Regions from separate parts of the Homo sapiens genome. Here region 1 is linked to region 2. Evidence: chromatin contacts called from ENCODE Hi-C data. All regions are on one chromosome and are shown on one strand. Each heading gives the region's core, a stretch centred on a gene start or an enhancer-like site at or near the end of the contact. The rest is flanking DNA. Distances are from core to core; before and after follow the strand shown. Region 1 has its middle 46 kb from the start of TTC39A-AS1. Region 2 overlaps EPS15-AS1 (EPS15 antisense RNA 1).

Region 1 (5,561 bases), core at 2,854-5,353, 250 kb before region 2:
TCCCAGGCTCATGCAATCCTACCTCAGCCTGCCAAGTAGCTGGGACCACAGGCGCATGCTACCACGCCTGGCTGATTTTGTATGTGTGTGTGTTTTTTGGTAGAGATGGAGTTTTGCCGTGTTGCCCAGGCTGGTCTCAAACTGGGCTCAAGCTATCCACCAGTTTCAGCTTCCCAAAATGCTGGCCTGAACATGCAGCTTTCTGATAAGCCTTGTCTCTAACCAGTACACCCACTGTTCTCATCCTCCCCTGTTCTTGGGAATGGGGTAAGTCATTCTTCCTGTATATCAACTTTTGAAAGAAAGGACATAATAGTGGATTTATGGTGTTTTTGTTTGTCAAATACACCGCCTTCCCTTTTAGTAATACCCCCACTGAGCATATGTCTGAAGGTAGGCCAATTGTGGTACCTCACTGCCATTTTAGGGCAGTGGGTCTCGAACTTCAGTGTGCATCAGATTCATCGGCAGTTCTTTTTTTTTTTGAGACACAGTCTCCCTCTGTTGTCCAGGCTGGAGTGCAGTGGCGCAATCTCGGTTCACTGCAACCTCCACCCTCTCAGGCTCAAGCAATTCTCATGCCTCAGCCTCCCAAGTAGCTGGGATTACAGGGATGCACCACCACATTCGGCTAATTTTTGTATTTTTAGTAGAAACGGGTTTCACCATGTTGGCTAGGCTAGTATCGAACTCCTGACCTCAAGTGATCCAGCCGCCTCGGCCTCCCAAAGTGCTGGGATTACAGGCATGAGCCACTGCACCCGGCCATCTACAGGTCTTTTAAAACTCAGACTGTGGCAGGGCATGGTGGCTCATGTCACCTCAGGATCACCTGAGGTCAGGAGATCAAGACCAGCCTGACCAACATGGTGAAACCACATCTCTACTAAATTAGCCAGGCGTGGTGGCACGTGCCTGTAATCTCAGATACTTGGGAAGCTGAGACAGGAGAATTGCTTGAAGCCGGGAGGCAGAGGTTGCAGTGAGCCAAGATAACACCACTGCACTCCAGCCTGGATGAGAGAGGGAGACTGTGTCTCAAAAAAACAAAAACAAAAACAAAACAAAAAAAAAACCTCAGATTTCAGGGCCTCAAGCCTACAGTTTTTAGGTCAAGGTGGGATAGAATTTGTATGTCTAACAAGTTCCCAGGGGATGCTAATGCTGATCAGGGACCACACTTTGAGGAGCACTTGCCTAAGGGATGGACATTTGAGCCAAGCCAGACTAATTGTCCTTATCTGGTATTGTTCATACTGGAATTAGGAAAAGCAGCCCTTGGCTTCACTGGCCATATGCCATAAGGACATGAGACCTAAAGTGCCATGTACTCCTGCCATGCAGAGAAGCCAGATCAAAAGAATCTAACACAGGGGCAAAAGCCAAGAGATAAAGAAAGCTTAATTGTGGCACTAGCGCCCCCGATTCAGTCATCCGTCAGGCCAAATCCACCACTGCCTTCGCACAGTAGAAGTAAGCCAATAAATTTACCTGAATATGGTATACTCGGGGCCATACTAGGCTATTTATTTACATGCTTGCTCTTTATCCTCAACAACCCTTGTAAAGCAGTTGGCATTAAACCCCATTTTGCCTAAGAGTAAACTGATTCTCTAAATAGGGTGAAGTAGTTTGATTAAGTTGAATATACTGTGCTTTTATCCACTACCCCATGTAATTAATCGAACTTAAAAGTTGAGTAGGCCGGGCGTGGTGGCTCAGGCCTGTAATCCCAGCACTCTGAGAGGCTGAGGTGGGAAGATCACCTGAGGTTGGGAGTTTGAGATCAGCCTGACCGACATGGAGAAACCCCGTCTCTGCTAAAAATACAAAAGTAGCCGGGGGTGGTGGCACATGCCTATAATCCCAGCTACTCGGGAGGCTGAGGCAGGAAAATCACCTGAACCCTGGAGGCAGAGAGGTTGCGGTGAGCCGAGATCACGGCATTGCACTCCAGCCTGGGCAACAAGAGCGAAACTCAGTCTCAAAAAAAAAAAAAAAAAAAAAAACAAAGGCTGGATATTTTTAGTAAACCAGGCTTTCTCATACTGTGAATTTGCTCACAACCTCTTTTCCAGAGAACTGTAGGAAGTCATCTCAGTACCAGGAGGACAAAGCTGTGGCCCGTGGGCCACTTTGACCCACAAATGTGATGTGCTTAGCCAAGCACTCATAAGTGCTTAAACTATAAAACAGTTTTTAGTGCCTTTGGCATCATATGCTTCCCAGTTTGCCAGTGATCCTCTTTCTTATTGTCTTATACCAAGCCCCTTCTAGCACATGACTTGCTATGCATCAAGCCTCAGTGCAGGCTTCACTTCCCATCTCTGGAGTAGTTGACTGGAACTCTACCTGAGTGGGGATTGGATCATGCCTTTTCCTCCATCATCCCTCGATGATTTTCTGAGCAAATACTGTTGTTTAAGGATTGCTTTTCTTTTGGCTTTTTGCAAGTTAGGCCCTCTCCCTACTTCATGATGCCAAGTGCCAAAGGGAGCCATGCCACAAAGACATGCTCCATGTGTTTGCAGCCAAGCATCTCCAGCGGTTGAGCTATTAGTCAGTACTTCTTCCATTTTCACAGTGGCCCAAGAGTCAGTATAAGCTGGGTCTAACTTTACACAGGATTTTACAGCTTGACCAACAGTGTAGCAAAGTACAGGCTTTAGAGTTCAGCAGCCTGTCTTCAAATCTTACTGCTGCATAATCGTTGTGTGATCTTAGGCAACTTATTTACCTGTGCCTCAGTTTTGCCATCTGCAAAATGACAATGGCCCCACTTCATAGGATTATGTAAATATTATGAGGATTAAATAAATGTAAAGTACTTAGAATAGCAACTGGCACATAATGAGTATTTAATAAATACTAGCTTTTATTCTTTTCCCCAGAGCATATTGGTGTCTGATGTTCTGGAGTGTTTAATGTGGAGGAAGAAAAACAAACCTGATCTAGTCATTTGTGAGACATTAGCTGTGATGTCTCTGATTAAACATCCACTTTTTTTTCTTTTTTAGACAGAGTCTCGCTCTGTCACCCAGGCTGGAGTGCAGAGGCGCGATCTCGGCTCACTGCAAGCTCCACCAACCGGGTTCAAGCAATTCTGCCTCAGCCTCCTGAGTAGCAGGGACTACAGGTGCCTGCCACCACGCCCACTTAATTTTTGTATTTGTAGTAGAGACCGAGTTTCACCATGTTGGCCAGGATGGTCTCAATCTCCTGACCTTGTGATCCACCTGCCTCGGCGTCCCAAAGTGCTGGGATTACAGGCGTGAACCACCACGCCCAGCCAAACATGAACTTTTAACAGTCCATAGAGACCTTCAATAGTTCATTCTATGTCTTCCCAAAGGGCTCTATTCTTATTTTGTCACTTAACAGTTGACTTTATACAGTGGAAGCAGTCATAGATTACTCATTTAGAGATGGAGTTTTCGAGTCCCCAAATGAGGTTTCTTGTTTGTGGACCTAGCCTATTAATCAGTAATGAACTTTGCACTGGAATTCAAAGGAGCCGTGCTAACCCGAGCAGAAGGCACTTTCCGACCTTGGAAGGCTGCATCTGAGGGTGGGCGTGAGAAGTTCCCATTTGCTGCTTGGATTGCAGAATCCAGACACCTCTCATTTATTACTGAATTAGTGTGATGATGCTGAGGATGTTGAGAAGGCACTGTTAGGCTTTAAATTTGAAGTAAACAAGGAAAAGACTGTTGACTCCCATCATCTTAGAAGAAATGATCTTGGGAGTAACTCCAGAGGAAAGGGTCTGGATTTGATTCCTTGAATGGTTCTAGTACTCAGCACACTGGGGCTTTCTTAAAACCTCTTGGTGCCATTCTTCACTTGGGAATCTCCCACCTGGACCTCAGCCAAATCTTGAGTTGGTGTTGGCCTTTTAGGATCCTGGCTTTGATGTCAGGTTGTGGCTTTCTGCTGTGAATGATAACTGTCTTGGAAACACTCCCATTCTGGCTCAAGAGATAAGGAATAGGGCAACCTGCCAACCCATGGGAGAGCTGAGGGCCCAGCACACTGCTAGAAGCCACTCTGCCATTCTGAGGGCCTGTGATCAGTGAGAGGCTGAGGTAGACTTTCTGTTGCCAAGGACCTGTTCAGATCATGTTACATCATTGCTACTTCCCTAACAACTGAATTCATCTTGGGGCACAGGATTTAGACTTTCTCTAAATGAGGATTACTTGCTCTCTGGGTGTTCTGGCTACTGTAGAGCCCCTAAGAAGTCTATTATTTCTGGTTGAATTGCTTAGGGACACAAGGCTTTGGCAGAAAGGTAGGGAAGTGTATCTGTTGCCTCATTTTGCAGATGAAAACCCATAAAGAAACTGTAGAAGGCAGGAAAGAGCCTTAATCTTGTCCAAATTGCTCATTTTTAGAGGATCTGTGACTTTCCCAAGGTTACTTTGAAAATCAGTAGCAAAGTCAGGACTGGAATTCAGGTCTCCTTATTTCCAGGCTCAAACCTTCCACCTGATCTGTGGCCTCTCCATGGCAGATGTGCTGGGAAGGTCTGCACTATTAGAGAAGCAGTGACCACAGATGACTCAAATAAGACATTGAGAGCCTATGACAGAATTTTCACTTTCTTGAAAACGCCCTTGCATAAGGATGTGGTGATGTTAGAAACCCAGTGTTTTCATTGTCCTTCACATATGTATGTATATGTATATATTTGATAGATTATCTCAGAATTTGCAGGTGGGGTACAGGAGGCAAAACCCACTGATTTATCTTATCAGGGCAGCAGAGGTAAAAGTGACATAGGATTAATTAACAAAGCCCAGGAGGAAATAAACAGCAAATGTTGACGAGGAAATCATCTTGACCAAATTTTAAAATGAAAGCACCCGTGGCCGGGCGTGGTGGCTCATGCCTGTAATCCCAGCACTTTGGAAGGCCAAGGCAGGTGGATCACGAGGTCAGGAGATCGAGACCATCCTGGCCAACATGGTGAAACCCCATCTCTACTAAAAATACAAAAATTAGCTGGGCATGGTGGCGCATGCCTGTAATCCCAGCTACTCAGGAGGCTGAGGCAGGAGAATTGCTTGAACCCGGGAGGCAGAGGTTGCAGTGAGCTGAGATCGCGCCACTGCACTCCAGCCTGGTGACATAGCGAGACTGTCTCAAAAAAAAAAAAAAAAAAAAAAGCACCCGAAATGAGTTTTTTTGTAAACTGCAATTTTCCAAAGTATGTGTTTGGTGTCCTGTGAGTAGTGCTGCTTTGATACAGCAGCAGGCAACATTCCAACATGTGGGGAAGCCATGGAGGCCTGTCCTCCTGCAGCCTGTCTCTACCCGCTCACCCTGTCCTGTCCAGGAGCCTAGAAACAGGTTGGTCTCCCAGCATCCAGGCTTTGGAGAAGAGATAGCTTGCAAAGGGATTACTCTCTATGGAGGACATTCTTTTGTTTCATTCTAATAATATGAGAGATTTTTTTTTCATAGCATTTCTACTCTGACAATACTCATTGGAAAAGATAATCTTGGGTGAGGGTTTTTTTGCTTTTTTTCCTAATAATATATTTTGCCTAAAACCCATT
Region 2 (5,490 bases), core at 989-3,488:
TATTAAATGGTAATTGGTAATTAAATGGTAATTGGTAATTAATTGGTAATTGGTAATAATTGGTAATTATTAATTGGTAATTAATAAATGGTAGATATTTATTAATAACTGGAAGCAACCTCTAAAAAAATCATAGTATTAAGACCCAGTTCATGCCCTCTAAGTGCTCACTCTGTGATGGGAAAGACAAGACAGAATGAAATAAATATTAAAGAGAAGTACATGCTGCTGGGTGTAGTGGCTCACGCCTGTAATCCTTGTACTTTGGAAGGCTGAGGTGGGTGGATTGGCTGAGCTCAGGAGTTCGAGACCAGCCTGGGCAACATGGTGAAACCCCATCTCTACTAAAAAAAATACAAAAAATTAGCTGGTCGTGGTGGTGCATGCCTGTAGTCCCAGCTACTCTGGAGGCTGAGGCAGGAGAATCACTTGAATCCAGGAGGCGGAGGTTTCGGTGAGTGGAAATTGCACCACTGCACTCCAGCCTGGGCAACAGAGCAAGACTCTGTCTCAAAAAAAAAAAAAAAAAGAAAGAAAGAGAAAGAAAAGAAAAAAAAAGAGGGAAGTAGATGAAATGGCTGTGGGAGTCAAAAGGAATCTGCGAGTAAACGTAAGGGTCAGATCAAGGAAAGCCTCCAAAGCAGGTGGCATTTGAATCGAGCCTCAAAATGGAGCAAATGCAGCACATGGCCTGAATAAATGTTCACAGTTACACCATTGCAATGAGTGCTCAGAAAACAGAGGTTGGAGTGCAGGGTGGGAGCTATGGCAGGACATGAGACTAGAAAATTATCTGGAACAGGCAAGGGATTTTTGAATGCCAGGCTAATGCCTGGGCATTTTTTTTTCTTTTGTTTTTTCTTTTTTCTTTCTTTTTTTTTTTTTTTTTGCAGAGGAATAGATAATACTGAGGTTAGGGGTTAGAGGTTATTATTCTAAATAATTGATGCTGACTGGGCGCAGTGGCTCACACGTGTAATCCCAGCACTTTGGGAGGCCGAGGCAGGTGGATCATGAGGTCAGGAGTTCGAGACTAGCCTGACCAACATGGTGAAACCCCATCTCTACTAAAAATATAAAAACTAGCGGGGAGTGGTGGCACATGCTGTAGTCCCAGCTACTCAGGAGGCTGAGGCACAAGAATCACTTGAACCCGGGAGGAGGAGTTTGCAGTGAGCTGAGATCGTGCCACTGCACTCCAGCCTGGGCGATAGAGTGAGACTACATCTCAAAAAAAAAAAAATGCTCCCAGCTGTTTATCATGTTATGAAGTCATACTGGTTTTTTTGTTTTGAACAGTCTAGTAATTTTATTCTCCATCATGTCCTTAAGTCATATTAGGGAAGTTTTATGCTTTGGATTTTCTGATTGTCTTTTTAAGATCATCTCCCCTCTATGGCAATGATAATGTTGTTTCTTTCCAAATAATGTTCTGTCACATGCTCATTCACTTTTTTTTCCAAATGGCCTTCAACTTCATCCCCTGATGTTGGTAGGAAAGTCTAAGATCCCTCAGCAGTCTGAAGCTCCTCTCAGAAAGGGGTGAGGAGTGGGTTGGATAGGATCAGAACTATGCTGTCCAGGGCATTCAGACCCGTTGAAGTGGATAAGAATTAAAGGTGAACAGTCAGATCCTCCCAGGGAGAGGAAGCCACAAGAGACACAGCCTCACAACTGTGTTGTCACAGTGTTTTCAGAACTCAGTACCAATACCAGTGATGGGGCCACGCTTTTTGCAAGTGACGTTTATTATGTCATTTGAAAATATCAGAATCTCTCTCTTCACAGGCTAGCCAGATAAGTATTGAAACCATTAATTTCTCTACCATGTCACTGTGTCTTTGGGCAAGCCCCTTCTCTCCTCTGGACCCAGGGTCCTGCCTATAAAACGAAGGGGCTCTATTCATCCTCCTCTAGGATCCCTTTCAATTCTGACAGGCTCTAATTTTTCTGTTATCAGTTATTCTTTATTAAACTTACAGTATGTGCCAGCTTTTTTCAAGATGTGAGACCCTCTCACCCTCTTACTCCTCAACCCCCTGTTATAACTTATCTTGGGCTTTTCTTGTTTAAAACATTTGGAAAAAGTGGTGTGTTCACGGGACCTTTATTTGCCCTAAGACATTTGAGGGTAAATCATGTGAAGGCCTTTGTTTTCTTCCAGCAGCCAAAACAATAAAACCACCAAATTGCGTGCAGCATCATTTTCTACTGCCCTCAAGTGGTGGTGGCCCAAATGTCTTTTCCTGGTTGCAGTTTAAGGAATAAAACATGTTTTCAGAAGAACTCTAGGCATCTAGGAGAGGGTAGGAGAGTCATAGAGTCACAAAGGGCCTGAGGTGGAAAGGCCCTTACAGGATGTCTGATCTAAGCCCCTCGTCTTGAAAGGGAGAGACTGAAGTCCACCTTGGTTCTCTGATCAGTGAACAAACCTAGTTTCTTCTGTCTTTAAAGAGCTATCTTATGACCCTGACTCTATTTTTGGCTCCATTTCTCTGCTCCCATTCACAGTGAAATTTTCTAAAGAGTTATCTCCATACTGTTTCTATTTCTTCATCTATGCTTTATTATTATTATTACTTTTTATTTTTTTTTAAAAACAAAATAATAATCTCACTCTGTCGCCCAGGCTGGAGTGCATTGGGCTGATGTTGGCTCATTTCAGCCTCTGCCTATGGGTTCAAGTGATTCTCCTGCCTCAGCCTCCCAAGTAGCTGGGACTATAGGAGGATGCCACCACACCTGGCTAATTTTTATATTTTTAGTAGAGACAGAGTTTCACCATGTTGGCCAGGCTGGTCTCGAACTCTTGACCTCAAATGTTAACCCCCCACCCCGCCGCCCTTGTCTACCAAAGTGCTGGGATTACAGGCATGAACCACCGTGCCCACCTTTACACTTTATTTTTTAACTTTTTACTTTGAAATAATCTCAAACTTGCAGAAGAGCTGCAGAAATATTACAAAGAATTCCCAGATGCCCCAGAAGTTCTCATGTGTGGGCATATGCCTACATGCATATACATGGATATGTATATTTTTTCCTGAGCCATTTGAATTGCAGTAGTTACCCCTAATACCTTAAATATTTCAATGTGTATTTTCTGAGAAAAGGACATTCTCTTATATACCTACATACCCACTCAGTATGACAATCAAATCCAGAAATTTTAAATTGACATAGTGCTTATATACAGTCCATACTCAAATTTCACTAATTGGCCTGATAATGTCCTATATAGCAGTATTTTCCCCCATCAGGTTCTGATCCAGTGCCTGATCCAGGTAATGCATTATACTTAACTGTCATGACTTTTAAAAAGGTTTTTTTTCTTTTAATTATTATTTTTTAGAAACAGGATCGCGCTCTGTCACCCAGGCTGGAGGGCAGTGGTTCAATTACAGCTCACTTACAACCTTGAATTCCTGGGCTCAAGCGATCCTCCCACCCCTGCTTCCAGACTAGCTAGCTAGTACCGCAGGCACGCACCACTATGCCTGGCTAATTTTTTAAAAAATTATTTTTGTAGAGGTGGGGTCTCGTTATGTTGCCCAGACTGGCCTATAATTCTCAGCCTCAAAGTGATCTTCCTGTCTCTGCTTCCCAAAGTGCTGGAATTTCAGGTGTGAGCCACCACACCTAGCCTGTTATAACTCTTTAGTGTCCTTTAATCTAGAATAGTTCCCCAGTCTTTCACTATTATTCACGATATTCACATTTTTAAAGAGTACTGGCCAGGTGTTCTGTAGTGTCTCCCCCTGTTTGGCTTTGTCTCATGTTTTCTCATGAAGGGATTTACATATTTTTCCAGGAAGAAATCCTAGTTATATGATGTTGTGTCCTTCTCAGTGCATCATATGGGGAGAAACGTGGTGTCACTTGGTCCCATTATTGATGGTGTTCACTTTGATCAGCGGATTAAGGTGGTATCTACCAGATTTCTTCACTGTAGAGTATTTTTTCCTGTGTAAGTAATGGTAATCTGTAGAGAGGGACTTTGAAACTATGTAAATATCCTGTTCCTCTTCAAACTTTTGCCCAATGGTTTCAACACTCATTGATAATTCTTGTCTGAATCAATTACTGTGATAGTTGCAAACTGGTGATTTTCTACTTCTATCATTCCATCTACATTTTTTAGTTGGCATTCTACTGTAAGCAAGAAGGTTTCCTTCTCTCTAATTATTATCATGAGTATAAACTAATGTATTCTTAATTTATTTAATGAGTTATAAACATTACCCTTATTATTTTTTAAATGTTCAACTTGTCCCAGGTTTGGCCAATGAGAGCCTCTTCAAACTAGCTCCTGTGTCCTTTTGACATGTCTTCATCACTTTTTTTTAACACCTCCTTGCTTTCTGGCATAATAAGATGTTCCAGGCTTATCTTGTACTTTCACTGCCTAGTCCTGAAAATCAGCCATTTCTCCAAAGAGCTACTCTTTAGTGGGGAATGGTATTTAGAAACCAAGATTTGGGCATCAGATGTGCTCATTCCTATTGGAGTGTAATTGCTTCTAGGCCATTTTAGTAAACAGAGCCAAAGGGGAAAAATAGTAACCTAATTTTGTTTAATTATTATTATAATTATTTTTAACAGAGACAGGGTCTCACTCTGTTGCCCAGACTGGAGTGCAGTGATGCTATCATAGCTCACTGCAGATATGAACTCCTGAGATCACCTCAGCCCCTGGAATAGGCTAGGACTACACGCCACTACACTCAGCTAATATTTTTAAATTCTTTATAGAGATGGGGTCTCACTATGTTGCCCAGGCTGGTCTCAATCTCCTGGCCTCAAGTGAACCTCCTACTTTGGCCTCCCAAAGTGCTGGGATTACAAGCATGAGCCACTGCACCCAGCTCTGGTCAACCATTTTAAATTAATAATTCATTACTGATACTTTAATTCCAATTTAACACCACAGGGTTCTTTCTCCTATTCCTTATTTGCATCTCCCTTTTCCCACAGTAAGAACTCTGGCTCTCAACAACATCAATGTCTTTATTCATTTGTTTAAAATTATGATATAGGCTGGGCATGGTGGCTCATGCCTGTAATCTCAGCACTTTGGGAGGCCAAGACGGGCAAATCACTTGAGGTCAGGAGTTCGAGGCCAGCCTGGCCAACATGGCGAAACCCCATCTCTACTAAAAAATACAAAATTTAGCCGGGCATGGTAGTGCATGCCTGTAATCCCAGCTACTAGGGAGACTGAGGCAGGAGAATCACTTGAACCTTGGAGGCAGAGGTTGCAGTGAGCCAAGATCACGCCACTGCACTCCAGCCTGGGCAACAGAGCACGACTCCATCTCAAAAATAAATAAATAAATAAATAAACAAGATAGACACAAAATAGAATTGTTACATCCATTCTGCTAACAAAAACAATCTACTAAACAGGGTTCAAGATTTGTTTGCAGTTTTGTTTTGTTTTTAGACAAAAGCTGTATATTCAAGTACTATGTTCAAAAGTATTTAGATTCA

What was found. Hi-C counts contacts between places; a loop is a spot of excess contacts on that map. Pooled maps may share reads with other maps.
Region 1: a loop to region 2 is called in a pooled map, with 3 times the contacts of the local background. The contact joins two enhancer-like sites. A Hi-C loop is called at or near these places in 12 of 168 maps with a recorded cell type or tissue (CD4-positive, alpha-beta memory T cell, GM12878, MCF 10A and 8 more) and 22 of 50 pooled maps.

The regions. Positions count from the first base shown.
Region 1 is chr1:51,280,693-51,286,253 of GRCh38, forward strand. No RefSeq gene overlaps it. Among named protein-coding and RNA genes, the nearest start is that of TTC39A-AS1, 46 kb to the right of the region's middle. Within about 2 kb of position 4,104, at least 2 of the 41 ENCODE cell types and tissues checked have a DNase peak (open chromatin) inside an H3K27ac peak, as active enhancers do; they include GM12878, where a contact is called at or near this core.
Region 2 is chr1:51,532,974-51,538,463 of GRCh38, forward strand. All of the region lies in intron 1 of EPS15-AS1 (EPS15 antisense RNA 1), which reads left to right. It also overlaps a transcript of OSBPL9 not described here. Among named protein-coding and RNA genes, the nearest start is that of EPS15, 16 kb to the left of the region's middle. Within about 2 kb of position 2,239, at least 6 of the 41 ENCODE cell types and tissues checked have a DNase peak (open chromatin) inside an H3K27ac peak, as active enhancers do; they include GM12878, where a contact is called at or near this core.